4 separate regions of the Homo sapiens genome follow, and regions 2, 3 and 4 are each linked to region 1. A link is a loop called in an ENCODE intact Hi-C map of the cell type or tissue named here. Cell type or tissue: endothelial cell of umbilical vein. All regions are shown on one strand. Each heading gives the region's core, and the rest is flanking DNA. Links, peaks and the distances in the headings are about the cores only.

Evidence for each region. Peaks named below come from ENCODE experiments on the same cell type or tissue, not always from the same donor. Only the 100,000 strongest peaks of a DNase experiment are listed, where the experiment ranks them.
Region 2: it touches region 1 in a loop (13-fold over the local background); 18 of 110 quality-filtered maps call a loop at or near these places.
Region 3: a loop joins it to region 1, with 16 times the contacts of the local background. A loop is called at or near these places in 22 of 110 quality-filtered maps.
Region 4: a loop joins it to region 1, with 11 times the contacts of the local background. A loop is called at or near these places in 63 of 110 quality-filtered maps.

Annotation. Positions count from the first base shown.
Region 1 is chr1:32,870,341-32,878,083 of GRCh38, forward strand. It overlaps FNDC5 (fibronectin type III domain containing 5), which reads right to left and starts at 572. Exons shown (of 6, transcript NM_001441683.1): 1 at 313-572. The coding sequence starts at 550. It overlaps LOC105378631 (a long non-coding RNA gene), which reads left to right and starts at 5,629. Exons shown (of 3, transcript XR_947160.4): 1 at 5,629-5,875. RefSeq lists enhancers at 2,340-3,196, 6,278-6,447. In endothelial cell of umbilical vein, for the core only: a CTCF peak has its summit at 2,462 (motif pointing left); a DNase peak (open chromatin) is centred at 2,461; H3K4me3 peaks cover 858 bases; H3K27me3 peaks cover 1,721 bases.
Region 2 is chr1:32,396,997-32,404,767 of GRCh38, forward strand. It overlaps the pseudogene GAPDHP20. Among named protein-coding and RNA genes, the nearest start is that of BSDC1, 6.4 kb to the left of the region's middle. RefSeq lists an enhancer at 3,797-3,916. In endothelial cell of umbilical vein, for the core only: a CTCF peak has its summit at 3,998 (motif pointing right); a DNase peak (open chromatin) is centred at 4,035.
Region 3 is chr1:32,516,897-32,524,667 of GRCh38, forward strand. No RefSeq gene overlaps it. Among named protein-coding and RNA genes, the nearest start is that of ZBTB8A, 19 kb to the right of the region's middle. RefSeq lists enhancers at 4,284-4,333, 4,384-4,503. In endothelial cell of umbilical vein, for the core only: a CTCF peak has its summit at 3,701 (motif pointing right); a DNase peak (open chromatin) is centred at 3,725; H3K4me3 peaks cover 294 bases.
Region 4 is chr1:32,708,941-32,716,711 of GRCh38, forward strand. No RefSeq gene overlaps it. Among named protein-coding and RNA genes, the nearest start is that of SYNC, 10 kb to the left of the region's middle. RefSeq lists silencers at 3,278-3,517, 5,388-5,682. In endothelial cell of umbilical vein, for the core only: a CTCF peak has its summit at 3,408 (motif pointing right); a DNase peak (open chromatin) is centred at 3,521.

The DNA of each region.
Region 1 (7,743 bases), core at 1-5,000:
CTGCTCCCTGGGTCAAAGAAGGGAGCTAGGGAAGCTGAGGCAAAGACCTGGGGTTAGGGGAATGGGATTAGGGGACTGGGGACCACAAGACCCTAGGAAACCCAGGGCTGAGGTGACAGGGGAGATTTGGAAACTGAAGGACAGGTCTGGGGGTCAAGGAGGTAGGAAGACGCTGGGGGCTGGGTTAGGGGAGCAGTGTTTGGGCCGAGACAGGAGTCCCTAGGGGGCAGAGAAAGGACCAGGGGACTCCCAGGTAGCTGGGCTCGAGAGGAGCCTGCCCCGGCGCCGGCCCCCCGCCCCGGGCCCCCTTACCCGCCTGCACCAGCGCGAAGCAGACGCAGCCCAGCCACAGGCGGAGCGCGGCGCGGGCGCGGGGCGGCCAGGCGCTCGGCGACCCGGGGTGTATGGTGGCTCCTCCGGCCGGCAGGCCCGGGGCGGCGCAGGGGGACGCGGCTCCGGCGCCCGGCGGCCGCTCGCGCTCGCGCTCCGGCCCCCGGCCCGGCCGGCCCGGCCGCTCCGGCCGCCCTGCGCCGCCCCGAGCCGCCTGCATGTCGGCTCCGCGGACAGCGACTCCCGCGCGGCGGCGGTGGCGGCGGCCGCGTCCACGTCGGGCGCCCGGGGGGCGGGGCGCCCCCGCTGCGGGGAGAGGTGCGGGGGCGGGGTGAGGACCGGAGGGCGCCCCCACTCCCGCCCCCGCTGCCTATTAGGTCCTCTGCCGGGGAGGAAGGGGCTTCGCGGACCCACGGCTCCCGCCCTCTCACCGAGCGGGAGCCCAGCGGGGTTCTCCGCGCCCCCGCCGCGGTCACTCTCTCTCCCGTGCACAGCCCTGACTTGGCTGCCGCTTTCTGCCCTTTCCCAGGGTAGAGAGAGGACAAGTGCCACCGAGATGCCCGTTTGTGCCCCCACCCCTAAGCGCGCCTCCCTTCCCTGGGCCTAGGGATCCCCTCATTCCACGGTAGACCCGAGGCCTTGCGGCTGGGGCAGACGGGAGCAGAGGGGAGAGATCACAGTAAGGCTGGGGTGAGCAGAGAGTGCTAAGTGGACACTAGGGCTCCGTGTTTCCAGTGGGGTTGGGAAGAGGCTGCTCTGTCTCACTGGAGAGTCCAGCTCTGTGACCCCAGGCCAGTCCTTTTCCTTCATTTTCATCCCCATAGTGAGGGCAGTAATGAGCGTCTACCAGGGGCCAGATACTATGCTGAGCTTTCTTTGCATTATGTGGCTTAATTCTCAGGGCAACCCTGTAAAGTCATACTCTGCACACTTTGCACAGGAGGAGCCTGCAGCTTGGACAGGCTACTTGACTTGTCCAGGGACCCGCAGCAGAGCCAGGATTTGAACACAGGCTGATCTGACTCCCAAAGCTGTGCTTAACTGAACTGTCTCCCCACCCAGAGTGACTTCACCCATCCGGAGATTCGTGAGACTCTAGAATTGGCCGGGGCCAGCTCCTCCCCAGCCAGAAAACAGTCTGCAGCAATCTCTAAGAGCATCTCTGAGAAGGGGAGTGGCTCCAGCCCCCTTCCCTCATCTCAGCCAGAGAAACAAGGTGGAGGAGAGAGGCATGGACCAGGGCTCAGGGCCTTTTGTCTCAGCAAGAACCCCTGAGCCCCCTCCCACGACTATCCGAAATTCCACTACTAGCGGGGCATTCCTTTGGGTCTTAAAGGTTTTCCAGAAGCCCTGGAAGGGCTAATTTTCTTTGGAAAGGAGACGTCTTGCAAAGTTCTGCCACAGAAACGTCTTCAGGGTCTTCCTCTCCATCCCCCTGGTTTTACATTAAGGAAGTGAGGTCTACCGATGGGAAGAGCTTGGTGCAGATTCACACAGTGGGTCAAGAGGAGCGATAGACAACCCTCCTCTCCTTATGCCCACCCAGGACTCCTTCGCTGGCCCTGTGTTCCTCCTTGGTCACCTTGGAAGGGGTGAGATGGAAGCGAGCTTAGGGGCTCTTGTTGAGCAGCAGAATTTTCCTGCCCATCCCCTCAGTGCCCCCAGACCTGCCCCACTCGGCAGGGTGACACTGCCCAGCCCTATCATTTCCCCCGCCACATACCTTGTCCTGGGAGAGCCTCAGCTGGGACCTCGACCCGTTTGGGAGAAGAGCCCCGGAGCCAGAGCACCTCTCTCTCTCTTTTCTCTTTGCTCTCTTTCTCTTTCTCTCCCCTTATTATCTTCTCTCTCTTTCTCCCCGCAGCTGCTGCCTGCCCCACCCCACCCGGCCCCGCCCCACCAGCTGCAGCTTAGCCCCTAGGGACCCCCCACCCCCCATCCATCAGACAGGAAGACAACCAGGAGGCCCGCAGGAGCAACTGGAGCCTCTTCAGGCCTCCAGCACAGGAACCAGCAGGAAGGAGAGGGTTCAGTTAGAGGACACAGAATCTACTCCCGTCCCTGCAGGGGAGAAAAGGAGGGAGGGTCCTGGTGGGGTCTTGGCCTCCAGTCCAGCGCTGGGGAAAGGGGAACCTTGGCGCCATCTGCTGGCCTCTTTGGGTAAAACCTAGATAGATGTAGGGCATTGGGAGGGAGGAGATGGCAGTGCCTGAGGGCTTGAGAGAGAAGGCGGCTGAAGGAGGGGGCTTGGAGGATTTGGAGAGTTGTGACTGTGGGGGTACAGCCTTCTCAGTCCTCATGATGCATGGGGTGCTTGGGCCTTAATTCTGGGGAAAGCCCTGGTGCCTGGAATCTGGCAGCCAGTGAGAGCTGGCTGGGAGGATTTAGTGGAGCCCTGGGTGAACTTGGGAGGGAGCTGTCAGAAGCAGCCACTGCAGGCCAGGGCGCTGGCTCACGCCTGTAATCCCAGCACTGTGGGAGTCCGAGGTGGGTGGATCACCTGAGGTCAGGAGTTCGAGACCAGCCTGGCCAACATGGTGAAACCCCGTCTCTACTAAAAATACAAAATTAGCCGGGCATGGTGGTGTGTGCCTGTAATCCCAGCTACTCTGGAGGCTGAGGCATGAGAATCATTTGAACCTGGGATGCAGAGGTTTCAGTGAGCTGAGCACACCACTGCATTCCAGCCTGGGTGACAGAGAAAGACTCCATCTCAAAAAAACCCAGCCACTTTATGTACCCCATCCCTTAGCGCAAGGCTTACGATGCAGTTGGGGCTCATTAAATGATTGTTGACTGTATGGAAAAAAAATCATTCTTCCATCATATGTTTATTGAGCACCTATTATGGACCAGGCCCTGTGTAATATTCTGGAAACACAGCAGTGAAAGAATGAGTGAAACCATGAGGACCTGGGTAGGGACTAAGGGTGCGCCTCTGTCCTCCCAAGCTGCACTCACTGGGCTTCATTTGGAGGACTCCACAGAGACCCCCTTGAGGGCTGGCCGGTCACTTACACATTGACACCTAATGGGGTCACCAGCATTTGGACCCTCCTGCGTGTCCAGAGTCTCAGCACCTAACTCAGGCTGCAGGTGCCCAAGCCAGCCCCGGGTACCCATTTAGAATAGGAAGTTTCCTTTTTATAGCCTAGGATGGTCATGGCCCCAGTCAAGGATGGTCACTAGACACCCCTCACCCGCCCTGCAAATCACAGGAAGAATCAGGAGGTCAGGAGTTGCTTTGGGGATATAATAATTGAGCACCTACTTTATCCATGTTATTGTTTTATTTTATTTTGAGACGGAGTTTCATTCTTTTGCCCAGGCTGGAGTGCAGTGGCGTGATCTTGGCTTGCTGCAATCTCTGCTCCCCAGGTTCAAGTGATTGTCCTGCCTCAGCCTCCTGAGTAGCTGGGACTACAGGTGCCCACCACCATGCCTGGCTAATTTTTTTATTTTTAGTAGAGACGGGGTTTCATCATGTTGGCCAGGCTGGTCTCGAACTCCTGATCTCAGGTGATCCACCCACCTCAGCCTCCTAAAGTGCTGGGATTACAGGCGTGAGCCACCGCGCCCGGACTTTATCCATGTTATTTTGAGTCTTAGGCTGGTATGTGTCATTAACTTCCATTCCATATCAGGAAGCTGAGGATCAGAGAGGTAAGGGGACTTGCCCTGTGTCACACAGCCAGTGAACTATAGAGACATGTCTCAAATTAAATTATGCGGCTGCAAGTTGAGGGCTTGATCCAGTCTGCCTACCGTATCCCCTCACCTCTAAGGACCTCTGAGGACAAGGATCCAGGGCTCAGGGCTCACCAGAGGACATCACATCAATCTCCTTCCCTGAAGGGCTCAAGGGGACTTATTGCTCACAGAGGCAGTTGCTAATCCCAGGGCCAAGACAAGGGACCCCCTACTCACCCAACACTTTTCCCGTGCTGACACATTATGTACATAAGGGAAGACTCTTTGAATCCTCAGAGGAGTTGGAATTATACCCATTTTACAGATGAGGAAACTGAGGCTTGAAGAGAAGAAGGGGCTTGCCATGGGTCATACAGCTGGGAGACACTGATCTAGCCTCTCTAATCCTCAAAATCCCCATCATGGCAATGATGAAGTCAGGCCAGTTTAGTATTTCCTGAGTGCTGGTGGTGCTGAGGACATAGTGATGAACCAGACTGGTCCTAGTCCTTAGGGAGTTCTCATGGCCGGGGAAGAGGAGAGAGATGCTCTTAAAATACAAAGAGGGGACTGCCTTCTGGAATAGGAGGCACCTGGGGCCTACAGGGACAGAAAAGGTAATTAACTTGAGAGGAAAGCAGGAAGGGCTTCTGGGAAGAGGTGATGCTTGAGCTTAATAAGTACTGACAGTCAGGTGGAAGTTAGCCAAGTGAGAGGAAAGAAACAGAGGGAAAGAGGAATCATTAGCCCTGAGGTCTGGAAAAGTGGAGTGTTTCTGTGGAGGGAAAGCAGGAGAGGCAGAATGTTTATGTGGGCGTTTGCTGTAGGCTCTGAGCTGTGACATTGGGAGCAGGAAAAGTAGAACTAGATTGGAAAGATTGTTCTGAGCTTGCAAGAGAAGCTGGGGCTAGGAAGGGCTTTATTTATTCAACAAACATTTATTGAGCACCTACTAACTGCCAGCAGCATCACAGCTGTGACCAAGACAACAGGGTCCCTGCCCCATGTGAATCTCATATTCCAGGGGGAGAGAAAAGCAATAAACAAGTGAGCTGATGACCAAATGAAATATCTTCAGAGACCGAGAGTGGCTATGAAAACAATGAAGTCATGTGGTGGAGAGTGGCTGGGTGGGGCGACGTTACATGGTGTGGGCTGAGGGGGAGTCACCTGAACTGACACCTGAAGGCAAAGGAGGCAGCAGCACACAGCACAGGAAGGGAGCTCCAGCCCCAGAAGAGCAAGTACCAAGGCCCTGGGGCAGGAGCAAGCTTGCATGTTGGGGAAACAGAAAGAAGCCAGTGAGCCTGGAGCTTTATAAGCAAGAAGGAGGCAGTGAGGGCAGGTGGGATTGGATAACACATGCCTCCAGGTGTGGAAGGGAGGTTAGGTTGATCCCACTCACAATGGGAAGCTTCGAGGGGAGATGAGATGGGATGTGATTTGCATTTTAAAAGGCTCACTTTGCCCGCTCCAGTGTGCAGGCTGGATGGCAGAGAACAGGAGTGGGGGGCCAGGTGCCCTGTGAGGAAGCAAGGAGGGTGCTGCGGTCTCACGGCCAGAAAGGATGCAGTGTTGGCCTGGGTGGTGGCAGGGGACAGAGAGAGAAGTCGATGGAGGATTTGGGATGTTTTTTTTTTGTTTGTTTTTGTTTTTTTTTTTGCAGGAGGAGCTGATGGATCAGACATATAGGAGGAGATGAAAAGGAAGCAGGGCAGAGGTCAGCCCTCCAAAGTCCAGATTCTGAAGCCAGAAACCCCTGGCTGGGTGACATAGGGCCAAGTAACTCTAGCTTTCTGAGCCTAAAATGCCTCCTCTGGTCAGGGGTGGAGAAGAGGAAGAGAGAAAGAAAGAGGTAGGAGGACGGGGGCGGGGGGTGGGGGGGATGGGGAGGGAGGAGGACGGGGAGGGGGGAAGGGAGAAGGAGGAGCGGCAGAATAGAGCCTTCTAATCGGGTAAAGGAGACCTCCTCAAATCTCTTCAGTTCTTCAGAGTCTACACAGGAAGGCTCCCATCCAACAGCACTCAGAGAGGTTGAGAATCTCACCCAGTATCACAAAGCCAGTCAGTGGCAGCTCCAGGCCTCAAAGCCTGGACCCTGGCTTTGCCTTTGGAGACAGATTCTCAGCTGCACACCAGTCACCCAGATTCCTCAGAAACAGTGGGGCCAGAGGCCCCATTTTAGAGGCTCAGAGTGGAAGGCAGTGGAAGAGGTGGAGGCAGCTAGGGGAAGATGAGAGAGGGGTAGAAGGACAAAAGCCTGGGAGTGAAGACTGCCTTTACGTTCACTCCTCAGCTCAGCCCCAGACTGCCGGAGTGACCTTGGCATCTGTTCTCACTGGCGAACAGCGGCCATCCGCAGTGAAGGTCTGACCCTGAGTCTCCAGGGTCGGTCCACCTCCCACAACCCAAGTCCACGGAGGACCTCCCTCGTGGCTCTGCACAGCCTGGGCACAGCCAGCAGAGGGCGCCACCTCAGCCACAGTGAAGCCCACATTGCCCCAGCGCAGGAACAGCCCCAGGAGGAGGCCCCGGCTGGCAGAGGCTGCCTTGCCTGCTGCTTAGCTCTCAGGAGGTCAACTCCCAGGCGAGCCGACCACAGACGCAGCAGCCAGGTAGAGCCTGCATCTTGCTGCCTCTGCCTGTAAACATGTCTCTGAACCTCTCTGAGCCGCAGTTTCCCCATCTATAAATGGGCCTAACAATAGTGCCTGCCTCATAGGGTTCTGTGAGGAGTCAATGAAGATCAGCCACATAAGGGCTGAGTTCCTAGCAGCTGCCATTTTTATTAGCAGTAGTGGCAGTTGTATCATATCTTAAAGCGCCTGACACAAAGTGTGTCCAATCAGTGGTAGCTACGATGACGACAAAGATGATGACGAGGATGTTGCAGGGACTCGGTCATTGCTTGTCTCAAATTTCCTCACCAGGGTGTATCCAGTGCCTGCCAACCTGGGATGCCTCTAGTGAGGGGCATTGCTGCCTTCCTGGCAACACTGCCAGACCATCCTTTTGCTGAAAATTGCCTCCTGGAAGCCATCCCCCTACCTGGCCCACCCAACTCCCCGCTCAGGATGATGCAGCTGGCCCAGCCTCTGGCCTCAGGCCCCTTTGTTAAAAGTCTGCATGAGAGGTCTCAGAGAAGGCTGGAGGACAGATCCAGCAGCTGGACTCATCCCTTTGCTGGAAGGGAAGGGAACCCGGGTGGCTTCCCAGGCAGGAGATTCTCAGTGGGTCTTGTTCTTGCTGCTCAAAGTTCCTTTTCTGCACACTGGGAAGAAATAAGTGAAAGAAAAAATCCCTGTGTTGTCTAAACCTCCCCTCATACCTCCGACCCAGGAATGGCTGGAGGCTGAAGAGGGAATATGATGGCCCAGAGTGACAAGCCCAGGAATGCTGGCATTCTAGTTGGCTCTGGTCCCACCTGCTGCCAGACACACCCATCTGTGTTTGTGGGTCCCGGGGTGAGTGCTTATGGGTCTGGCATCAAGGGGTCTGGTGAGGAAGGCAAGAGTCCAAGGCTTGGAGCCAAACAGTTTGGGCTCACACATTGGCTCAGCCCCGCACTACAGTGTGACCTCTGGCAAATCACTCTCCTGGCATCCATCCCAGCGTGGTGTTTGGGGAACACAGGAGATGTTACATGTGAAGAGGAAAGCGCAGGACCTGGCACGTGCTAAGTATCTATAAATGTTGCAGTGGGTATTATTATAAAGTGCAAGT
Region 2 (7,771 bases), core at 1,120-6,119, 470 kb before region 1:
GGGACTACAGGCATGCACCATCAAGCCCAGCTATTATTATTTTTTTAAATAGAGATGAGGTCTCCCTGTGTTGCCTTACTTTTAATTTTTCTTTAGCAGTGCTTCACTATGTTGCCCAGGCTGGTCTCAAACTCCTGGCCTCTAGTGATCCACCCACCTTGGCTTCCCAAAGTGCTGAGATTACAGGTGTGAGCCATCTCACTAATCTCATACTTTTAAATGCCATGTATATGCTGATGGCTCTCAAATTTCCTCTCCAACCCATACATTTTCTCTGAACATCAGGTTCATTTTGTCTATTTGCATGTGTAATAGGTGTATTATTTTTAACATGTCCCAAAACAAACTCTTGATTTATCCACCTCATCTTCCTGCAAACTTTCCCACATTTGTAAATGGAACCTCATTATTCCAGTTGCTCGAGCCAAAAACCTAGGAGTCATCCTTGCTTTCTCACTTTCTTTCATACTCCCAAACTAATCCCATCAGCAAATCCAGTTGGCTCTGCCTTTCAAACAAAACCAGAATCTAGTGACTTCTCACCACCTCCACTGTTATTATGTAGATACAAGCTACCATAATCAATCTCATGGTTAATTACAAGAGCCTCTTAACAAATATTTCTGCATCCACTCTTGCCTTCCTTAAGTCTAGTCTTCATTTGCCTGAAAGTAATCTTTTAAAAGACATACGTCACTGGGAATGCAACTGGTATGGAATACAATATGCCATTTCCTCAAAAAAATTAAACAGAATTACCATATGATCCAGCACTTCCACTTCTGAGTATATACCCAAAAGAATAGAAGGCAAGTACTCAAACAGATATTTGGTGGTTTTTTGTTTGTTTGCTTGTTTGTTTTGAGATGGAGTTTTGCTCTTGTCACCCAGGCTGGAGTGCAATGGCACGATCCCAGCTCACTGCAACCTCTGCCTCCCGGGTTCAAGCAGTTCTCCTGCCTTAGCCTCCCTAGTAGCTGAAACTACAGGCGCATGCCACCACGCCCAGCTAATTTTTTTTTTTTTGAGACAGAGTTTCTTTCTCGTCACCCAAGCTGGAGTGACAAGCAATCTTGGCTCACTGCAACCTCCACCTCCCAGGTTCAAGCGATTCTCCTGCCTCAGCCTCCCAAGTAGCTGGGATTACAGGTGCCCACCACCATGCTCTGCTAATTTTTGTATTTTTAGTGGAGACAGGTTTTCACCATGTTAGTCAGGCTGGTCTTGAACTCCTGACCTTGGGCGATCCACCCACCTCGTCCTCCCAAAGTGCCAGGATTACAGGTATGAGCCACCATACCCAGCCCTGGCTAATTTTTTGAGGTTGAGGCTGCAGTGAGCTGTGACCATGCCACTACATTACTGCCTGTGCAATGGAGAGACCTTGTCTTTAAAACAAAGAAAAACATGTGTGTGTGTGTGTGTATATATATATATATGTATATGTATATACATGCCAGATTACAGCCTTCCTCTGCCCAAAGTTCTGCAATGTCCTCTTATTTCACTCAGAGAAAAAGCCAATAAGTCCTCACAGTCTCCTTTAAGGCCCCGTATAGTTGATCTGACCTCACATTACTGGCCCCCTTAGTCACTCTGCTCCAGACACATTGGCTACTTTGATATTCCCTGAAAATTCCCGGGACTCTCCTGACTTGGGGCCTTTCAACTTGCTGTTCCTTTTGTTTAGACTGCACTTACCTCCAGATATTTATGTGCTTCTAACTTTCACCTCATTCAGATCTTTACTTGAATATAATCTTCTTACTCACCCTGACCACATTATTTAAAATCACAAGTTGCATAACAAGCACCCCCATTTCTCTTCTCTGACATATTGTATATTATACTTTGTTTAAAAAATTGTTTGCCTCCTTCAGACTAGAAATGCAACCTCAATGAAGGCAGGATTTTTGTCTGTCTTGTTCACTTGTCTACGGCTAGCACCTACAACAGTGTTTGGTACATAATAGACACTCAATATTTGTTCAGTGAATGAAAGAATAAATGCAAGGAGAGTGAGGACAAAGACAGGACTAATTTAGAGCAATCTGGAATAGCTAAAAAGAAAAAGGAAAAGAGAGGATGGACGTGAGGCTGTAAAGGTCATTAACATCTCGATTCTTGAGAGCCTTGAATGCAGGACTTAAAATTCATGGACAGAGGAGAGTCACCAAAGGTTTGGAATAAGGAAATGATTTGTGTTGTGAAGATGATGTGATCAAATGATTGAATGCTACTGTTAACAGATCTAACGGTGCCATTGGGGTGAGCACTTTATACAGTGTACCTTCCCAAAAGCTCAATGAGGTGGGAACTATTTTTAATCTACATTTTATAAATGAAGAAGGTGACCAGGCACGGTGACTCATGTAATCCCAGCATTTTGGGAGGCTGAGATGGAAGGATTGCTTGAGCCCAGAAGTTTGAGACCAGTATGGGCAACATAATGGCACCCTATCTCTATTATTATTATTATTATTTTGAGACAGTTTCACTGTGTCGCCCAGGCTGGAGTGCGGTGGTGCAATCTTGGCTTACTGCGACCTCAGCCTCCCAGGTTCAAGCGATTCTCCTGCCTCAACCTCCTGAGTAGCTGGGATTACAGGCGTGCACCACCACACCCAGCTAATTTTTGTATTTTTAGTAGAGACAGGGTTTCGCCATGTTGGCCTGGCTGGTCTTGAACTGCTGACCTCAGGTGATCCGCCTGCCTCAGCCTCCCAAAGTGCTGGGATTACAGGCATGAGCCACTGTGCCCGGCCTCTATTATTTTTTTTTAAATAAAAGTGAAAAAGCTAAGATTCTGAGATATGGGGTGACTTTCTCAAGGTAACACAGCTAGGAAATGGCAGAACTCGGATTTGAACCCAAGGCTGTCTAATAAAATCAAGCTTCTGTGCATTTCATGCTAGTCTTAACTTCTTCCAACCTTATGTCCTGCCTCCCCACCCAGATGATAGCTGCAGGCATCCTGTCCTTCGTTATCTTCACCTTGTCTCATTCCTCACCCCCAGGCCCAGCAGAGTGCTCGCCCATGATGTCCCTAGTGACTGTGGATTCAGTGGGACCCTTTGCTTGGGTTTCTTTGGTCTTCCTTATCTGTTCACCCCAGTACCTTGACCGTTGGCTCCTTTCACTGCCATAACCTCTGGCATCAAACATATTCATCCTTTTTTTTTTTTTTTTTTTGAGGCAGGTCTCACTCTGTCACCCCAGCTGGACTGCACTAGCATGATCATGGCTCACTGCAGCCTCAGCCTTCTAGGCTCAAGTGATCCTCCTGCCTCAGCCTCCTGAGTAGCTGGGACCACAGGCATGTGCCACCATGCCTAATTTAATTTTTTTTTTTTTTGTAGAGATGGAGTCTTGCTATGTTGCCTAGGCTGGTCTACGAACCCCTAGGATCTAGCGATCCACCTGCTTTGGCTTTCCAAAGTATTGGGATTACAGGCATAAACCACTGTGCCCGGCCAATGTCTTCATCCTTAACATTGGGATACTAATTCTGGTTGTTGTAATGACTAAAGAAAATAAATAAAACACCTAGCACATTGCAAGGCATAAAGTCCTCATGTAGGGATTATGATTGTCTTACCTCCTTACCCCTGTCCTCAGAGCCTCATACAATGCTAGGCGCTGGTAGAGGGCTAATGGACATCTGTTGAGTTAAACAGTATGTTGAAAGAACACTGGTTTGGGAGTCAGCAGAGCTAGATTTTAATACTGGTTTATGGGCAGTTGTCACTTTTTCTCTCTGAAATTCAGTTTTTTCACTGTCCTTGGGGCCTCTACAGTCTCCTGCAGCTCTTAGGCAAAGTATGAATGCAGGTAAATCCCACACCCTCAGACCCTCCTTTGACTCAAATCCCCCCTCTGACACTGCTGGACCCCTTTTGGCAGATGATTTTTTTCCTACTCCCCCTACCCACCCCATTAGAATTGGCAGGTGATTCTTATCCCAGGATCCTGGCTTTTGCTCCCAAGGAGCCCTGACACCCAGGTGCCACCAGATGGTGCTGTGGACTCATTCTTCACGGGAAGCTGGCTCCCGGGCTCCCCGGCTCCCTATCTCCCCGGCTCCTAGGAGAGGCCTTCTGGCTCCTCTGGACAGGGTGGGGTTCCTCCGTGGAAGGCTGCTAGGCCTGGGATAATCCTGGGAGGTGACTCAAGCCTTTCAGAAATTTCCAAGGCCCAAGCCCGCCCTCGGTTTGGCGTGCAGATTCCAGCATAGAGTTGGCAGGAGGACTGGCTGCGTAATTTGTAGAACCCAGTGTAAGACCAAAATGCCTAAGTTACTGATGCAGGCAGCACAGGGAATGCCTAAAAGCCCATGGACTGGTTCTAGTTCAGCCCTCTAGAGCTGATTGTTAACATTTCAGGAATTTTGGCCGGGTGTGGTGGCTCACGCCTGTAGTCTCAGCTACCTGGGAGGCTGAGGCAGCAGAATCACTTCAGCCTGAGAGGCAGAGGTTGCAGTGAGCAGGGATCGAGCCACTGCACTCCACCCTGGGTGACAGAGGGAGACCCTGTCTCAAAAAAAAAAAAAAAGAAAGAAAAAGAAAAAAAGGAATTTTAAAAGCTGGTTGTTGAACACGGACATTATTTAATTAAATTTTATAAACTTACCATTAAATAAGTTATAGAGCTGGGTGTGGTGGCTCACACCTATAATCGCAACTTTTCAGGCGGCTGAAGCAGGATGATCGCTTGAGCCCAGGAGTTCAAGGTTACAGCGAGGTATGATTACACTATTGTACTCCAGCCTGGGTGACAGAGCAAGAGCTCATTTCTAAAAAATAAATAAATAAAATAAAAACAAAGGTAATAAATAACCCAAACTCATCACTATGTAATTACTTTTATATATTTCACTATCATTTATGCTCACTTTACTTTTTTTGGCTGGGTACAGGGGACTTTATTGATGGTACATGACAAAGTGCGGTCTCATAGTCCCCTCCCATTCTTCAGGGAGCCTGGCATGGAAACAGTGTTCAGGAGGGGGAGATTCTCAGTGTGGTGGGGGACTGAGTTTGGCAGGGACTCCCCAGCAGCTGAGGGCCTCTCTTCTTCTCGTGCTGTCACTGGGGCTGGTGGTTCAGAGGGCCCTTACTCCTAGGAGGCCATGTAGACCATAAGGTATATCGTTCTGTTGCTGTAGCCAAATTCATTGTCATATCAGGAAATGAGCTTGACAAAGTGGTCTTTGAGGGCAATGCCATTCCCAGCATTGAAGGTGGAAAAGGTGGGTGTCTCTGTTAAAGTTGGAGGAGGCAACCTGGTGCTCTGTGTAGCTCAGGAGGCCCTTGAGGGTGGCCTCCGATGCCAGTTTCACCACCTTCTTGATGTCATCATATTTGGGCAGCTCTCTCCAGATGGCAGATCAGGTCTACAACCCACATGTTGGCAGTGGAGACATGGAAGGCCATGCCAGTGGGCTTTCTGTTAAGCTCAGGGATGGCCTTGCCCACAGCCTTGGTAGAGTGGGTAAATGCAGGGATGATGTCCTGGAGAGTCCTGTGGCCATCACGCCACAGTTTCCCAGAGAGGCCATCCACAGTCTTCTGGGTGGCAATATTGGCACCAACTGTGGCCATGAGTCCCTCCATGATGCCAAAGTTGTCATGGATGACCTTGGGCAGGGCAGCTAAACAATTGGCAGTACAGGAAGCGTTGCTGACAATCACAAGGTTGTTTTCATACTTCTCAAGGTTCACGGCCATCACAAACATGGGGGCATCAACAGAGAGAGCAGATATGACCCTTTTGGTTGCACCCTCTAAGTGAGCCCCAGCCTTCTCCAAGGCAGTGAAGATGCCAGTGGACTTCATAACATAATCAGCGTCAGGACCAGCCCATTTGATTTTGATGGGATTTTGTTCCTGGAAGATGGTGATGGGATTTCCATTGGTGACAAACTTCTTGTTCTTAGCCTTGATGGTGCCTTGGAACTTGTCATGGGTGGAGTCATACTAGAACATGTAGACCATGGAGTTGACCTGAATGAAGTGGTCATAGATGGTGACACTATCCACTTTGCTAGAGTTAAAAGCAGCCCTGGTAAACAGGCTTCCAATATGGTCCCATCTATTTACTCTGGCCTTCACTCACACCATGATGTCTCAAGGCTGCTGCTGGTGCTACACGAGATGTGTCTGTATGTTGTATGGCAAGAGCAGAGAGCTCATCTGTGTTCTTGAAGTAACTTACATTTATTGTATCTATATGGTGGAAATACTATATAATAGTGTACTTTTTTTTTTTTTTGAGACGGAGTTTCACTTTTGTTGCCCAGGCTGGAGGGCAGTGGCACTATCTCGGTTCACTGCAACCTCTGCCTCCCGGGTTCAAGCGATTCTTTTGCCTCCCCCTCCCGAGTAGCTGGGGTTACAGGTGCATGCCACCATGCCTGGCTAATTTTTTTGTATTTTTAGTAGAGACAGAGTTTCACCATGTTGGTCAGGCTGGTCTTGAACTCCTGACCTCAGGTGATCCACCTGCCTCGGCCTCCCAAAGTGCTGGGATTACAGGCATGAGCCAGCATGCCCGGCCTAATAGGAGATATCTCTCCTCAACTCTGCATTCAGTGATTGATGTCACATTGGCACCTTAAAATTGATGAAGGTGGGAGTGTTTAATCATTAAAATCCACAAACAATACAAATCATGCCCCTTCTTCCGCCAAGCCAATTGTTAAACTTTTACCAGAATACACGGGTCCTGATTGTACTCCTAATGTCCTATGTGATTTTGAGCAAAGCCCTGTTCTCCCCAGACTCCCATATATTTACGTATCACTTTATAATTGACAAAAGGGGAGCATCCTTTGTGTGCTAGGCACTGTTGTCTCATAGAATTCTTAGAACAACCAAAGGGGTGGAATATTGTAGCCCAAAGAGCAAAGAAGAACTTTGTCTCCAGGGTGGCTCTGTTACCAGAGTTCCCAAAAGATGGCACTGTGGACTGGCTCAGAGGAAATATAGCAAAATATGTAATATATATTATATAGATTATATATATATATATTTTGAGATGGAGTTTTGCTCTTGTTGCCCAGGCTGGAGTGCAATGGCGCGATCTAGGCTCACTGCAAACTCTGCCTCCTGGGTTCAAGCGATTCTCCTGCCTCAGCCTCCTGAGTGGCTGGGATTACTCATCACATGCATCACATGGCATGTGCCATCACACCCGGCAATATATATATATTTTAAGACAGGGTCTCACTCTGTCTCCCAGGCTGAAGTGTAGTGGCACGATCTCGGCTCAATGCAACCTCTGCCTCCTGGGCTCAAGCCACCCTCCCACTTCAGCCTCCCAAGTAGCTGGGACCACAGGCACACGCCACCATCTGGCTAATTTTTGTATTTTTATAGATACAGGGTTTTGCCATGTTGCCTAGGCTGATCTTGAACTCCTGGGCTTAAGCAGTCCACCCGCCTCAGCCTCCCAAAGTGCTAAACTTACAGGCGTGAGCCACCGCATTCAGTCAATAATAATATTCTTCTGGGCACCTCCAGCATTGTTTTTGGGACTCACACACCATAAGCCTCCTTCTTGGCTATTTCTGGGAGTGGGGAAAGATTTAGCTCCCTCTGGCTTCTGTGTAAGGGAGGTGGGAGGTGGGAAGTGGAATATTCTTACTACAACAGTGAGGGTTTTTTCCCAAAAGGGAGACTGGGCTTGGATGCAGATAGCCCGAACATCAACTGTCCTGTTCCCCATTTGCTGCCAAACACATATACTCTGTGTTTTGAACTTAGACTTGCTT
Region 3 (7,771 bases), core at 1,456-6,455, 350 kb before region 1:
CTATCCTGGCTCACCACAACCTCCATCTCCCCGGTTCAAGCAGTTTTCTGTCTCAAGCCTCCCAAGTACCTGGGATTACAGGCACCTGCCACCATGCCTGGTTAATTTTTTTATTTTTAGCAGAGATGGGGTTTCACCATCTTGGCCAGGCTGGTCTTGAACTCTGCACCTCAGGTGATCTGCCCGCCTCAGCCTCCCAAAGTGCTGGGATTACAGGCGTGAACCACCGCACCCGGCCAACACAATGGTATTTCTGTATTGAAACATAGAAAAGGTACAGTAAAAATGTAGTATTGGCTGGGCGTGGTGGTTCACGCCTGTAATCCCAGAACTTTGGGAGGCTGAGGTATGTGGATCACCTGAGGTCAGGAGTTTGAGACCAGCCTGGCTAACATGGTGAAACCCAATCTCTACTAAAAATACAAAAATTAGCCGGGCGTGGTGGTGCGAGCCTGTAATTCCAGCTACTCGGGAGGCTGAGGCAGGAGAATGGCTTGGACCCAGCGGGGCAGAGGTTGCAGTGAGCAGAGACTGTGCCATTGCACTCCAGCCTGGGAAACAAGACAGAAACTCCGTCCCCCCACCACCCCCCCAAAAAAAGTATCAAAAATTAACAAAAGGTACACCTATAATGGTCCACCTAATGGCACTTACTATATAAATGGAGCTTGCAGGACTGGAAGTTGCTCTAGAAGGGCCAGTGAGTGAGTGGTAACTGAATATGAAGGCCTAGGACATTACTGTAGACTTTATAAACACGGTACACTTAGGCTAAATGTATTTATTTATTTTGAGACAGAGTCTCATTCTGTCACCCAGGACGGAGTACAGTGGCACGATCTCAGCTCACTGCAACCTCCGCCTCTGGCTTCCAACAATTCTGCCTCAGCCTCCTGGGTGGCTGGGATTACAGGCACGCGCTACCATGCCCAGCTAATTTTTGTATTTTTAGTAGAGACAGGGTTTCACCATGTTGGCCAGGCTGGTCTCAAACTCCTGACCTCAGGTGATCTGCCCACCTCGGCCTCCCAAAGTGCTAAGATTACAGGCCTGAGCCACCGCGCCCAGCTGGCTAAATTTATTTTTAAAAATTTCTTTCTTCAATAGTGAATTAACTTTAGCTTGCTCTAACATTTTTACTTTATACACTTTTTAATTTTTAAAAAACTTTTACGGCCGGGCGCGGTGGCTCACGCCTGTAAACCCAGCCCTTTGGGAGGCCGAGGCGGGTGGATCACGAGGTCAGGAGATCGAGACTATCCTAACACAGTGAACCCCCGTCTCTACCAAAAATACAAAAAATTAGCCGGACGTAGTGGCGGGTGCCTGTAGTTCCAGCTACTCGGGAGGCGAGGCAGGAGATGGCGGGAACCCGGGCGGCGGAGCTTGCAGTGAGCCGAGATCGCGCCACTGCACTCCAGCCTGGGCGACAGAGTGAGACTCCGTCTCAAAAAAAAAACAAAAAACAAAAAACTTCTTAGGCCAGGTGTGGTGACTCAAGCCCGTAATTCCAACACTTTGGGAGGCTGAGGCCGGAGAATTGCATGAGCCTGGAAGTTAAGACCAGCCTAAACAACTTAGTGAGATCCCATCTCTACAAAAAATAAAAAATAAGCTGGGCATGGTAGCGCCCATAGTCCCAGCTACTCTGGAGGCTGAGTGGGGAGGATCACTTAGGCCTGGGAGTTTGAGGCTGCAGTGAGCCATGATCAAGCTACTGCATTCCAGCCTGAGTGACAGAGGGAGACCTTGTCTCAAAATAAAAAACAAAAACCAAAAAAACCCACTTGACTCTTTTGTAATAACACTTAGCTTAAAACACACATTCTACAGCGGTACAAAAATATTTTCTTTCTTTATATCCTTATTCTATAAGCATTTTCCTATTTAAAAAATTTTTTTGAAACACCATGACTGGCTAATTTTTGGGCTTTTTGTAGAGACAGGGTTTTGCCATGTTGCCCAGGCTGGTCTTGAACTCCTGAGCTGAAGCAGTTTGCCCACCTCATCCTCTCAAAGTCGCTGGGATTACAGGCGTGAGCCACCTCACCCGGCTAATTTTACTTTTTAAACTTTTTTTGTGAAAAATTAAGACACACACACACCAACACACACACACACTAGACTAGACTAGGCCTACACAAGGTCAGGATTACCAATATCACTGTTTTCTATCTATATATCTTGTCCCACTGGAAGGTCTTCAGGGGCAATAACACGCGTGGAGCTGTCATCTCCTATGATCATGGTATCTTCTTCTGGAATACCGCCTGAAGGACCTGCCTGAGGCTGTTTTACAGAAAACTTTTAAAAATATAACTAGAAGGAGTACATTCCAAAATAATGATGAAAAGTATAGTATTTAAACACACAAACCAGTAACTTTTTTTTTTTTTGAGATGGAGTCTCGCTCTGTTGCCCAGGCTAGAGTGCAGTGGCATGATCTCAGCTCACTGCAGCTTCTGTCTCCCAGGTTAAAGTGATTCTCCTGCCTCAGCCTCCCGAGTAGCTGGGATTATAGGCGCGCGCCACCATGCCCAGCTAATTTTGTATTTTTTGTAGAGATGGGGTTTCACCATGTTGGCCAGGATGGTCTTGAACTCCTGACCTCGTGATCCTTCCACCTCAGCCTCCCAAAGTGTTGGGATTACAGGGGTGAGCCACTGTGCCCAGCCCATAGTCATTTATTATCAAGTATTCTGCACTGTACATAATTATGTGTTCTAGAATTTTGTATGACTGTTAGCACAGATTTGTTTACACCAGTGTCACCGCAGTGCTAGGATGCTACCGCAGCTACAACATCACTAAGCAATAGGAAGCTTTCGGCTCCATTATATTCTTAAGAGACCACTGTTGTATATGCAGTCTATTGTTGACCAAAATGTGGTGCATGACTGCAGTTATTGTTAGATGATGTGTTTTGAAGTGTGGTATGGGAACTATAGTCACTGGAATAATAAACATATAAAGTATAAGTTTCTAATTCTGAGATGAGTAAGATGAGGGTAAGATCATTACATTTGTTAAAGAGCTGGTACAAATTCACAGGTATCTGTTCCAGCTTCTTGTTTCCTCTTTGCTTTTTTTTTTTTTTTTTTGAGAGGGTCTCACTCTGTCGCCCAGGCTGGAGTGCAATGCCATGATCTTGGCTCACTGCAACCTCTGTCTCCCAGGCTCAAGTAGTACTCCCGAGTAGCTGGGACCACAGGTGCGTACCACCACGCCTGGTTAATTTTTTGTATTTTTTGTAGAGATAGGGTTTTGCCATGTTGGTCAGGCTGGTTTCAAACTCCTGAGCTCAAGCGATCTCCTGCCTTGGCCTCCCAAAGGGCTGAGATTACAAGCGCAAGCCATCGCACCAGGCCCCTCCTCTTTGCTTTCTATTAGTCTTTTATCTCCCTGGTCACCAGCGGTTTGTCCAACCGCCTATTTTCCCCTTTTCTTCCAATGAAGAGTCCCACATCTTTCTTTATTAAATTTAAATATTTTTCTCACTTGAATATCTCAGATAACCGATGATCCTCCTAGTTAGTTACAGTTTTGGTGATGAAGACATTCATTTATTCCTCAAATGTATGCAAATTATCAATTTATCATCACTTAACTTCAAACTTAAGCTTTTTTTGCCCTGCTTTGTGCAACCAGCTGGACTCTATAAACATTTCTTCTTTCCCAGCTAGAGCAATGTTAGGCCCTGTCAATAGAGGGCGCCAGAGGGACACTGCAATAGCAGAGGCAGGGGCTTAGTGATTTCAGTGTAATTTTTTTTTTTTTTTTTTTTTAAAGACGGAGTCTCGCTCTGTCGCCCAGGCTCGAGCGCAGTGGCGCGATCTCGGCTCACTGCAAGCTCCGCCTCCCGGGTTCACGCCATTCTCCTGCCTCAACCTCCCAAGTAGCTGGGACTACAGCTCTCACGCCAACACGCCAGGCTAATTTTTTGTATTTTTTAGTAGAGACGGGGTTTCACCGTGTTAGCCAGGATGGTCTCGATTTCCTGACATGTGATCCGCCCACCTCGGCCTCCCACAGTGCTGGGATTACAGGCGTGAGCCACTGCGCCAGGCCAAGTTTTTTTTTGTTTTTTTGTTTTTGAGACAGAGTTTCACTCTCGTTGCCTAGGCTGGAGTGCAATAGCGTGGTCTCAGCTCACTGCAACCTCTGCCTCCGGGGTTCAAGCAATTCTTCTGTCTCAGCCCGCCACCATGCCTGGCTAATTTTTGTATTTTTAGTACAGGCGGGGTTTCACCACGTTGGCCAGGCTGGTCTCGAACTCCTGACCTCAGGCAATCCACCCGCCTCAGCCTCCCAAAGTGCGAGGATTACAGGCTTGAGCCACCGTGCCCGGCTTCAGTGCAACTTTCTTCTTCATCCTACAGTACAGCTCCATGGGGAATGGTGCCCACCCTGCAGTGAGTTTGCTGGCACCCTGGTGGGTGGCCACAGATCTTCCAGCCCACACCTGTGGCACCTCAATGAACTTCACCATCCAGCAGGCGGCAGACATATCCTCTCTGAAGAGGTCTAAATCCCAGTCTTTGGTGGGGCATGGGAAAGGAAGTCCTCTTGCAAGTTTCTTCTTTCCTTGAGTACTCTCCTTCAACCTTAAAGGTAATAGCTGGTCCTGTTGTCTTTGCCATTTGCTACATTTGCTATTCCTGTTTGTTTATTTATGTATTTAAGAGAGGGTCTCACTCTGTCCCCCAGGCTGGAGTGCAGTAGTGCAATCATGGCTCATGGCAGCCTCAACCTCCCAGGCTCAGGTGATCCTCCTGCCTCAGCCTCCTGAGTAGCTGGGATGATAGGCATGCACCACCATGCCTGGCTAATTTGTTGGCCAGGCTGGTCTCAAACTCCTGGGCTCAAGTGATCCTCCCACATCGGCCTCCCAAAGTGCTGGGATTACAGGCATGAGCCACCATGCCTGGCTGTATTCCTGTTTTCTTTGGAGCCCTGTTTCCATTTTAGTAGATAATTACCTGTGCTAGTCAATTTTGTGTGTCAACTTGGAGGGTGTTTTGATGAGATTAACATTTAAATCTGTGAGCTTTGGGTAAAGCAGATTGCCTTCCATAACATGGGTGGGATTCATCCAATCAGCTCAAGTCCCAAATAGAACACAAAGAGCAACCTTCCTGAGGGGATTCTCCAGCAGACTCTGTGGACTGGAACTGCACTGTCAGCTCTCCTATGTCTCCAGCCTGCCCACACTGCAGATTTGGATTTGTGAGCCTCCATAATCCCATGAGCCAATTCCTTATAAGAAATCTCTCTTGGCTGGGTGTGGTGGCTCATGCCTGTAATCCCAGCACTTTGGGAGGTAGAGGTGGGCAGATCACCTGAGGTCAGGAATTCGAGACCAGCCTGGCCAACATGTGAAACCCTGTCTCTACTAAAAATACAAAAATTAGCTGGGCATGGTGGCAGGCGCCTGTAATCCCAGCTACTTGGGAGGCTGAGGCAGGAGAATCACTTGAACCTGGGAGGTGGAGGTTGCAGTGAGCCAAGACTGCACCATTGCACTCCAGCCTGGGTGACAAGAGTGAAACTCCGTCTCAAAAAACAAACAAAACAAAACAAAACAAAAAACGTCTCCCCACCTTTTACTAGTTAATAATTCTTTTTTTCTAGGCCGGGCACAGTGGCTCACGCCTGTAATCCCAGCACTTTGGGAGGCTGAAGCGGGCAGATCACGAGGTCAAGAGATCGAGACCATCCAACATGGTGAAACTCTGTCTCTACCAAAAATACAAAAATTAGCTGGGCTTGGTGGTGTGCACCTGTAGTCCCAGCTACTCGGGAGGCTGAGGCAGGAGAATCGCTTGAACCCCAGAGGCGGAGGTTGCAGTGAGCTGAGATCGTGTCGCTGCACTCCAGCCTGGTGACTGAGCGAGACGCCGTCTGAAAAAAATAAAAATGAAAATAATAATTCTTTTTTTCTTCCCCCCACTCCCCCTGCCCCGAGACAGAGTCTCACTTTGTCGCCCAGGCTGGAGTGTAGTGGCATGATCTTGGCTCACTGCAACCTCCGCTTCCTGGGTTCAAGCAATTCTCTGTCTCAGCCTCCCAAGTAGCTGGGACTATAGCCATGTGCTACCATGCCTGGCTAATTTTTGTATCTTTGGTAGAGACAGGGTTTCACCATGTTGGCCAGGCTGGTCTCGAACTCCTGACCTCTCAGGTGATCCACCTGCCTCAGCCTCCCAAAGTGCTGGGATTACAGGCGTGAGCGACCACACCTGGCTTCTTTTTTTCTTTTTTCTTTTTTATTGAGACAGAGTCTTGTTGCCCAGGCTGGAGTGCAGTGGCATGATCTTGGCTCACTGCAACTGCCACCTCCTGGGTTTAATTGATAATCCCACCTCAGCCTCCCGAGTAGTTGGGATTACAGGTGTCCACCACCACACCTGGATAATTTAGTATAATTCTTTATATTAAAGTTTCTATGTTCAAATTCGTGGCATGGTTTATGTCTCTGGGCTGTACACTACTGACATCAGCAGTGGACCTGACACAGGGCACATACATGTAAGTGACTTCAGCAAACTAACAGGAAATGGCTGTCCTCCATAGTTGAAGAAATGGACAGAGGAAAAGTCAAGAACATTTTTCATAAGAACAGTAATGGAGATGTTTGTTTAGGGCCCTCCAGAAGCAGAGCGGAGGGATGCCATAAGGCTTCCCAGGAGAGTTGATGTCTGAACTGAATATTGAAGGAAAAATAGGAGTTTTCCTGGCCAGGCTCGGTGGCTCATGCCTGTAATCCCAGCACTTTGGGCTTCTGAGGCAGGTGGATCACCTGAGGTCCAGAGTTCCAGACCAGCCTGGCCAACATGGTAAACCCTGTCTCTACTAAAAATACAAAAATTAGCCAGGTGTGGTGGCGCATGCCTGTAATCCCAGCTACTCAGGAGGCCGAGGCACAAGACTTGCTTGAACCTGGGAGGCAAAGGTTGCTGTGAGCCGAGATCGCGCCACTGCACTCCAGCCTGGGCAACAGAGCGAGACTCCATCTCAAAAAAAAAAAAAAAGAAAAAGAAAAAAAAAAGCATACAAATATACAGTTAGAAAAAATAAGACCTAGTATGTTTTTTGTTTTTGTTGTTGTTGTTGTTTTGAGACGGAGTCTCGCTCTGTCACCCAGGCTGGAGTGCAGTGGCACGATCTTAGGTCACTGCAACCTCTGCCTCCCAGGTTCAAGCAATTCTCCTGCCTCAGCCTCCTGAGTAGCTGGGATTACAGGTGCGTGCCACCATGTGCACCTAATTTTTGTATTTTTAGTAGAGGTGGGGTTTTGCCATGTTGGCCAGGCTGGTCTCAAACTCCTGACCTCAGGTGACCCACATACCTCAACCTCCCAAAGTGCTAGGATTACAGGTGTGAGCTACCGCATGCGGTTTTTTTTTTTTTTTTTTTTTTTTGGGACAGTCTCGCTCTGTTGCCCAGGCTGGAGTGCAGTGGTGCGATCTTGGCTCACTGCAACCTCTGCCTCCCAGGTTCAAGCGATTCTCCTGCCTCAGCCTCCTGAGTAGCCGGGATTACAGGCATGCACCACCACACCAGCTAATTTTTTTGTATTTTTAGTAGAGACAGGTTGGCCAGTCTGGTCTCGAATTCCTGACCTCAGGTGATCCGCCTGCCTCAGCCTCCCAAAGTGTTGGGATTACAGGCGTGAGCTACCGTGCCCAGCCAACTCTGTCTCTTTAAAAAACAAAACAAAAAGACATACTAGGGCCAGGTGTGGTGGCAGGCACCTGTAATCCCAGCTACT
Region 4 (7,771 bases), core at 926-5,925, 160 kb before region 1:
AGTGAAGACTTCTGGGTGCCACTCCAGGCAGGGTCCCCACCCAAGGGGTCCCTCTGTCTTAGGACTGTAGTTTCTGTGGCTGGTAGAATGGGGCAGGCAGGGGACTGTGAGTGAGTGGACATGCGTGTGGGAGGAATGGATGGATGAGCTGGGAAGTGGAGAGGCACCAGAGGGCAGCAGGGGAGGCATGGCCTTGGCAGCTGTCTCTACCAGACCCCAGAGCAGATCCTATAGGACCCTGGGAAACCAACCTCCCTGAACCTCAGCTCCCTCTCAGCAAAATGGGCAATTAACACCCTCTTCACAGGGTTGTTGTGAAATGCAATCAAATGTGAGGCTCAACACATGAGCCACTGGAAGTGGAGCTGCTCTCCAAGCTGAGAGTAGCACATTCCCCATTACTACTGATGCAGGTGGAGGCCATTCTGCTCACTTTTTTTTTTTTTTTGAGACGGCGTTCTTGCTCTTGTCCCCCAGGCTGGAGTGCAATGGCATGATCTTGGCTCACTGCAATCTCTGCCTCCTGGGTTCTCCTGCCTCAGCCTCCTGAGCCACCTGCCTCCACACCTGGCTAATTTTTGTATTTTTAGTAGAGAAGGGGTTTCTCCATATTGGCCAGGCTGGTCGTGAACTCTTGACCTTCAATCCGCCCTCCTGGGTCTCCCAAAGTGCTGGGATTACAGGCATGAGCCACCACGCCTGGCCTCTGCTCACTTTCTTTGTGCCAAGAGCTCCAGCAACCCGTCTAGAGGTGGGAGGAGGGTGGTACAGAGATGCCCTGGCAGGGCCCTCAGACCCACCACTTCTGTTTTTTGTTTTCAGACAGAGTCTTGCTCTTGCCCAGGCTGGAGTGCAGTGGTATGATCAGTGGGACCACAGGTGTGTGCCACCCCACCCGGCTAAATATTTTATTTTTTGTACAGATCACAGCCAGATAGAGGGGTATCTCACCATGTTGCCCAGGCTGGTCTTGAACTCTTGAACTCAAACGATCCTCCAGCCTTGACCTTCCAAAGTGCTGGGATTACAGGCATGAGCCACCGCACCCAGCCTTGACCTACTGCTTCTAGAGAGCCAGGGTATGAATCCAAGCTTTGGAGCGCTTACTTGCTGTGTGACCTTAGGAAAGTCACTCCACTTCATGGAAATTGTTTTCTTCTCTGTAAAATTAGATAACACAGCCAGGCGCGGTGGCTCACTCCTGTAATCCCAGCACTTTGGGAGGCCGAGGTGGGTGGATCACCTGAGGTCGGGAGTTCAAGACCAGCCTGACCAACATGGAGAAACCCCGTCTCTACTAAAAATACAAAATTAGCTGGGCATGGTGGTGCATGCCTGTAATCCCACCTACTCGGGAGGCTGAGGCAGGAGAATCGCTTGAACCCAGGAGGCGGAGGTTGCAGTGAGCCGAGATCGTGCCATTGCACTCCAGCCTGGGAAACAAGAGCAAAATTCTGTCTCAAAACAAAACAAAAACAAGAAATAATTAACTATTATTTTTGAAACTCCCCTTTCTCCTGCTTCCTCTCTCTGAAGCTGCAACCAGGGGCTGGCTGACTACAGCATGTGTTTTCACTCGCTCATTCATTCACTTCACCATTTGTTAGGCCAGACAATGTGTTAAACCCTAAGAACACAAAGACAGTAAGTCATTAAAGCAAGACCTATATCTGTATGACTTCATGGCTGTGTCCCTTGTCCCTAGGTTTTCAACAAATAGTGGCCAAATGATGTGTTCATGAAGAGTATAGTAATGAATAAGACAAATAGAAGAGAATAAAGAATGAAAAGAAAAAACAAATAGTGGCCAAATTAGTAAATGATGTTAGCTATATTCTTGAGCCCCTACTGCAAGCCAGATGCTAAACTAGTCTTTTTTTTTTTTTTTTGAGACAGAGTCTCGCTCTGTCACCCAGGCTGGAGTGCAGTGGCGCAATTTTGGCTCTCTGCAACCTCCACCTCCCGGATTCAAGCAATTCTCCTGCCTCAGCCTCCTGATTAGCTGGGATTACAGGCACCCACCACCATGCCTGGCTAATTTTTGTATTTTTAGTAGAGAGGAGATTTCGCCGTGTTGGCCAGGCTGGTCTCAGACTCCTGACCTCAGGTGATCTGCCTGCTTGGGCCTCCCAAAGTGCTGGGATTACAGGCCGGAGCCACTGCACCTGGGCTAGAAGGCATTTTATCTGCTTTAATGCAATAAATCTTCAGAACAGCCCTATAACATGGGGCCTGTAATAAAGCCCATTTACTGATGAGAAAACTGAGGCTTGGAGAGGTTATGCAACTTAGTTGACCAAAGTCACACAGAGAGGAAATGGTGGCACCCAAGATTCAATACACTGCCTCCACGAATAAATGATGTGTTATCCACATCATTGTCATTAACCTTGACTTTCAGAGACTTATAGTCTAGTGGGAATCTGGCAGCCTTTCCATCCTCAGACTTAGCCCCAAGGGGCCCAGGCATGGCCACAGACTTGTTTTGTGTCTCCGGGCAAATTACTTAACCTCTCTGGTTCTGCTTCCTTTTTTTTTTTTTTTTTTTTTTTTGAGACCAAGTCTTGCTCTGTCACCCAGGCTGGAGTGCAGTGGTGCCATCTCAGCTCACTGCAAGCTCCGCCTCTCAGGTTCATGCCATTCTCCTGCCTCAGACTCTCGAGTAGCTGGGACTACAGGCGCCCACCACCACGCCCAGCTAATTTTTTGTATTTTTAGTAGAGATGGGGTTTCACCATGTTAGCCAGGATGGTCTCGATCTCCTCACCTCGTGATCTGCCCACCTTGGCCCCCCAAAGTGCTGGGATTACAGACGTGAGCCACAGCGCCCGGCCACTTCTTTTTTTCTTTTTTTGAAACAAAGTCTCACTCTGTCACCCAGGCTGGAGTGCAGTGGCTGGATCTCAGCTCACTGCAACCTCCGCCTCCCGAGTTCAAGCAATTCTCCTGCCTTAGCCTCCTGAGTAGCTAGGATTACAGGCACTTGCCACCACGCCAGGCTAATTTTTGTATTTTTAGTAGAGACGGAGTTCCACTATGTTGGCCGGGCTAGTCTCAAACTCCTGACCTCAGGTGATCCACCCGCCTCGGCCTTCCAAAGTGCTGGGATTACAGGCGTGAGCCGCCGCGCCTGGCCCCCTGATTCTGCTTCTAGGAAATGAGATTGGGTGGGCGTTAAATGAGAAAATGTGCAGGAAATGCCCAGCCTTTTGCCCAGTATACAAGAGACACTTGATAAGTGTTCTTCTCTTTATTTCCTTCTTTCTCCCTGCCCTCTGGGACCGCTGTCTGGGAGCCATTGGGGCCTACCCGGTGCTGACCACCAGCCACCGCTTCAGAGGAAGCTGCGTTCAGGGTCGTTCCTCCCCAGGTCGGGCAATGCCGAGCACTGCCTCCAGGGGGCGCCGCCACGCCGACCCCGCGCCCCGGGGGTTGTCTTTTCCGCCGCAGCCGCGCGGGGCCGCCCGGGCCCTGAGTTTTCAGGACCGATGGCGCGCCGACAGTGGGGAGGTCGGCGTCCCAGCTGAATCAAGGACGTCCTTTAGCACCGCAGTGATAATGAACACACAACAATAATAGCCGCAGATCCACCCATAGCGAGCTGCTGGAGTTTAAAGGGCGCATGCGCTTGCTGGGAGGCTGTGGGACTCAGGGAAGGTGCCAGGCCTTAGACTCTGAGCTGGGTTCGAATCCAGAGCAGAGCAGTCTCTCACGTTTCCCCGCTCTGTACCCTTAGGCTTCTCTGAGCTTCTGCTTCCTTTTTTTTTTTTTTTTTTTTTTTTTTTTTTTTGAGACGACGGAGTCTGGCTGTGTCGCCCAGGCTGGAGTGCAGTGGCGCGATCTCCGGTCACTGCAAGTTCCGCCTTCCAGGTTCACGCCATTCTCCTGCCTCAGCCTCCCGAGTAGCTGGGACTACAGGCGCCCGCCACCACGCCTGGCTAATTTTTTTATATGTTTTTAGTAGAGACGGGGTTTCACTGTGTTAGCCAGGATGGTCTCGATCTCCCGATCTTGTGATCCACCGGCCTCGGCCGCCCAAAGTGCTGGGATTACAGGCGTGAGCCACTGCGCCCAGCCTCCTTTGTTTTCAAATGGGAAATGTATTATAGTTCTTGAGAGGAATAAATGAGCAACTTAGGAGAAGTGCATGTACCGTAATTCCCTCTGTCCTGTGAGGGAGCTCTGATTGAATTCCTTTGTGGAATGAGAACGCTGGGGACCCTTTCCCAGGCTCGCGGGCCTCCATGGGTCTCTCTCTCCCCTAGCACAGCCCAGAGGCCAGTCCAGGAGCTCTCTCCCTAAACCCCCTCTTCGGAGCTTCCCTACTCCTCTCTGGAGTTGGCAGCACCTTCAGCTCCTTGGACTCCTCTGGGAACTGCCCCTCCGTCCCCAGGTGCAGGCCCAAGCCAGCAATCTTCCCCTGGCCAATCCCACTACATCCCTCAAACTGAAGCAACGCCCCGTTTGTTCTCCTTACCGCTTCCAAAACCCCATCCAGCCATCTTCTCCAGAAAAACCTTTCCCCGTGTCCTCTCCCAGGTCCACAGCCTTTGCACATGCCACTCCTTGTATCTGGAACACCCTTTCCCCAAGCCCTAAAGCTTGTTACTCAGAACACAGCTTAAATATCACTTTTTCCAGGACGCTCCCTCCCTGTGGTCCTATGGTCGCCTGAGTTTCTTTTGCATTTCTTGTTTTTTTTTTTTTTTTTTTTTTTTTTTTGAGACAGTATCTCGCTCTGTCTCCCAGGCTGGAGTGCAGTGGCGCGCGATCTCGGCTCACTGCAAGCTCCACCTCCCGGGTTTTACGCCGTTCTCCTGCCTCAGCCTCGCGAGTAGCTGGGACTGCAGGCGTGCACCACCTACGCCCGACTAATTTTTTTTGGTATTTTTTTAGTAGAGATGGGGTTTCACCGTGTTAGCCAGGATGGTCTCGAACTCCTGACCTTGTGATCCGCCCACCTCGGCCTCCCAAAGTGCTGGGATTAGAGGCGTGAGCCACCGCGCCCGGCTGTTTTGTTTTGTTTTTTAAGATGCAGTCTCACTCTGTCCCCCAGGCTGGAGTGCAGTGGCGCGATCTCGGCTCACTGCAACCTCCACCTCCTGGGTTCAAGCAATTCTCTTGCCTCAGCCTTCTGAGTAGCTGGGAGGGACTACAGGTGTGCACCACCATGCCTGGCTACTTTTTGTATTTTTACAAAACTACTATATTGGCCAGGCTGGTCACTATATTGGTTTCACTCTATTGGTTTCACTATATTGGCCAGGCTGGTCTCGAACTCCTGACCTCAGGTGATCCGCCCGACTCAGCCTCCCAAAGTGCTGGGATTACATGTGTGAGCCACCATACCCAGCAGGATTTTTTTGTTTAGTGCCTAATCTCCCCTCATTACAGAGTGAAGCCCTCAAAAACAAGAACCTCATCAGTCAAGGGCTCCATGTTATGCCTAGGGCCCTGCCCTGTGAATGTTTGGTAAATGTGTGTCTAATGAATAAGCGATTCCACCCAACTGGGTCCACACTCACTAAGCTTTCTCAACAGCCTCGGCTCAAAGGCACATACACAGAGTCAACACAGCCACACACACACGCACACACATGCACAGAGTCACAAATGGTGCACAAATATGCAACAGGCTCACGCACAAAGCTGAATTCATCTGTGCTCACTACTCCTCTGTGTCCCAGGTCTGTTTTCTTTTGTGACTTGGGGTCCCTGAGAACAAGAGTGTTTTTTTTTTCTTTTTTTAGATGGAGTTTCACTCTTTCGCCCAGGCTGTAGTGAAGTGGCAAGATCTCGGCTCACTGCAACCTCTGCTTCCCAGGTTCAAGTGATTCTCCTGCCTCAGCATCCCGAGTAGCTGGGATTACAGGCACCCGTCAACATGCCCGGCTAGTTTTTGTATTTTTAGAAGAGACAAGATTTCCTCATGTTGGCCAGGCTAGTCTTGAACTCCTGACCTCAGGTGATCCACCTGCCTCAGCCTCCCAAAGTGCTAGAATTACAGGCATGAGCTACTGCACCTGGCAAGAGTTATGTTTTTTTGTCTTCGAGATGGAGTTTCACTCTTTTGCCCAGGCTAGAGTGCAGTGGTGCAATCTCGGCTCACTGCAACCTCCGTCTTCCGGTTTCAAGCGATTCTCCTGCCTCAGCCTCCTGAGTAGCTGGGATTACAGGTGCCCGCCACCACGCCTGGCTAACTTTTGTATTTTTAGTAGAGACGGGATTTCACCATGTTGGCCAGGCTGGTCTTGAACTCCTGACCTTGTGATCCACCCGCCTCAGCCTCCCAAAGTGCTGGGATGAGAGGCATGAGCCACCGCGCCCAGCCTTTTTTTTTTTTTTTTTTTTTTTTGAGTCGGAGTTTTGCTCTTGTTGCCCAGGCTGGGGTGCAATGGCACGATCTCGGCTCACTGCAACCTCCGCCTCCCAGGTTCAAGCGATTCTCCTGCCTCAGCCTCCCGAGTAGCTGGGATTATAGGCATGTGCCACCATGTCCGGCTAATTTTTAGTAGAGACGGGGTTTTTCCATGTTGGTCAGGCTGGTCTCGAACTCCCGACCTCAGGTGATCCGCCTGCCTTGGCCTCCCAAAGTGCTGGGATTACAGGTGTGAGCCACCGCGCCCGGAAAGAGTTGTGTTTTTTACCAGCCTAGGAGCCCCTAGGAGAGGGCAATTTGCTCCCATCAGACTGGGAATCCCAGGCGAATGCTCTATCTCCCCAACTAGTTTGAGGACCTGGGCTCAGGAGTGTCTCCCTTACCAGCCCAGGAGCTCCTGGACCAGGCTGCTTCTACTTCAGGCTTTGGAGCCCTTGGGCCATGCTAGATATGTTCACTAACTAGCCTTGGAGCCGCAAGAACAGAATGGGCCTTCCTTGCTTCAGCCAGGTACTCCAGGAGCAGAGCTGAGCTGGATCTCCCCCAGCAGGCTGGTGGCTCCCACAGGCATGGCTGTGTCTCCCTGACCCCTCTCCACCTCTGCCACTGTCCACCGGCCTAACCCTTCTACCTTGATACAGCAGTTAGGGCTGGGCTGGGCTGGGCTGCCCGAGCTTTGGAAGCAGCAGCAAACCACACTGTGAGACAGGTCCTTTGGAATTCCCTAGGAGGTGGCAGGATCAGTGAGGCTGCAGTAGGGGTGACCTGGCCTGCCTCAGTATGTTGGGCAACTCATCCATATATCTAGTCACTCACCAAACCAGTCCAGAGTTCTTGGGCCTGGGCCTACAGCGCTCTATCTGTATTATGTAGTTAAATTGTCTCATCAATCCTGTGAGGTGGGTGTGATCACGCCTCATTTACAGATGAGGAAACTGAGGGTCAGAGAACAGCAGTGACTTGCCCTAAGTCACAGAGCTGGGAAAGAGCTGGCTGGTTGCCTACTGCATCTTCTACCCAGGTTCAGGAAATGTTTAGGGATAGATTCCACAGGTAGAGAGAGGTGTGTGGCGGGATGCCCAGGTTTCTGGCTTGGGTGGCTTTCAGGAGAGTGCTGACTCCTGAGACAGGGACTGCAAGAAGGTGGGAGTGCCTGTCAGGGAGCTGAGGAGCAGTGGGGAGGCGTAGGTTGCCAAGCAGCTAACCAGGGCAGGCAAGAGGTGGGTCTGGAACCCAGGCTTCCCCATTCCCAGCAGGAGCATCCCCTGCCTACTCCCCACCCAGCTCTTGGCACTGGAGTCCTGGGTTCAAGTCCCATTCTCCATTTGACCCCATCTGAAAAACATGGGCACAGACCCTGTGAGGTCAACACCTGGGATTCCTGCTCCTTTA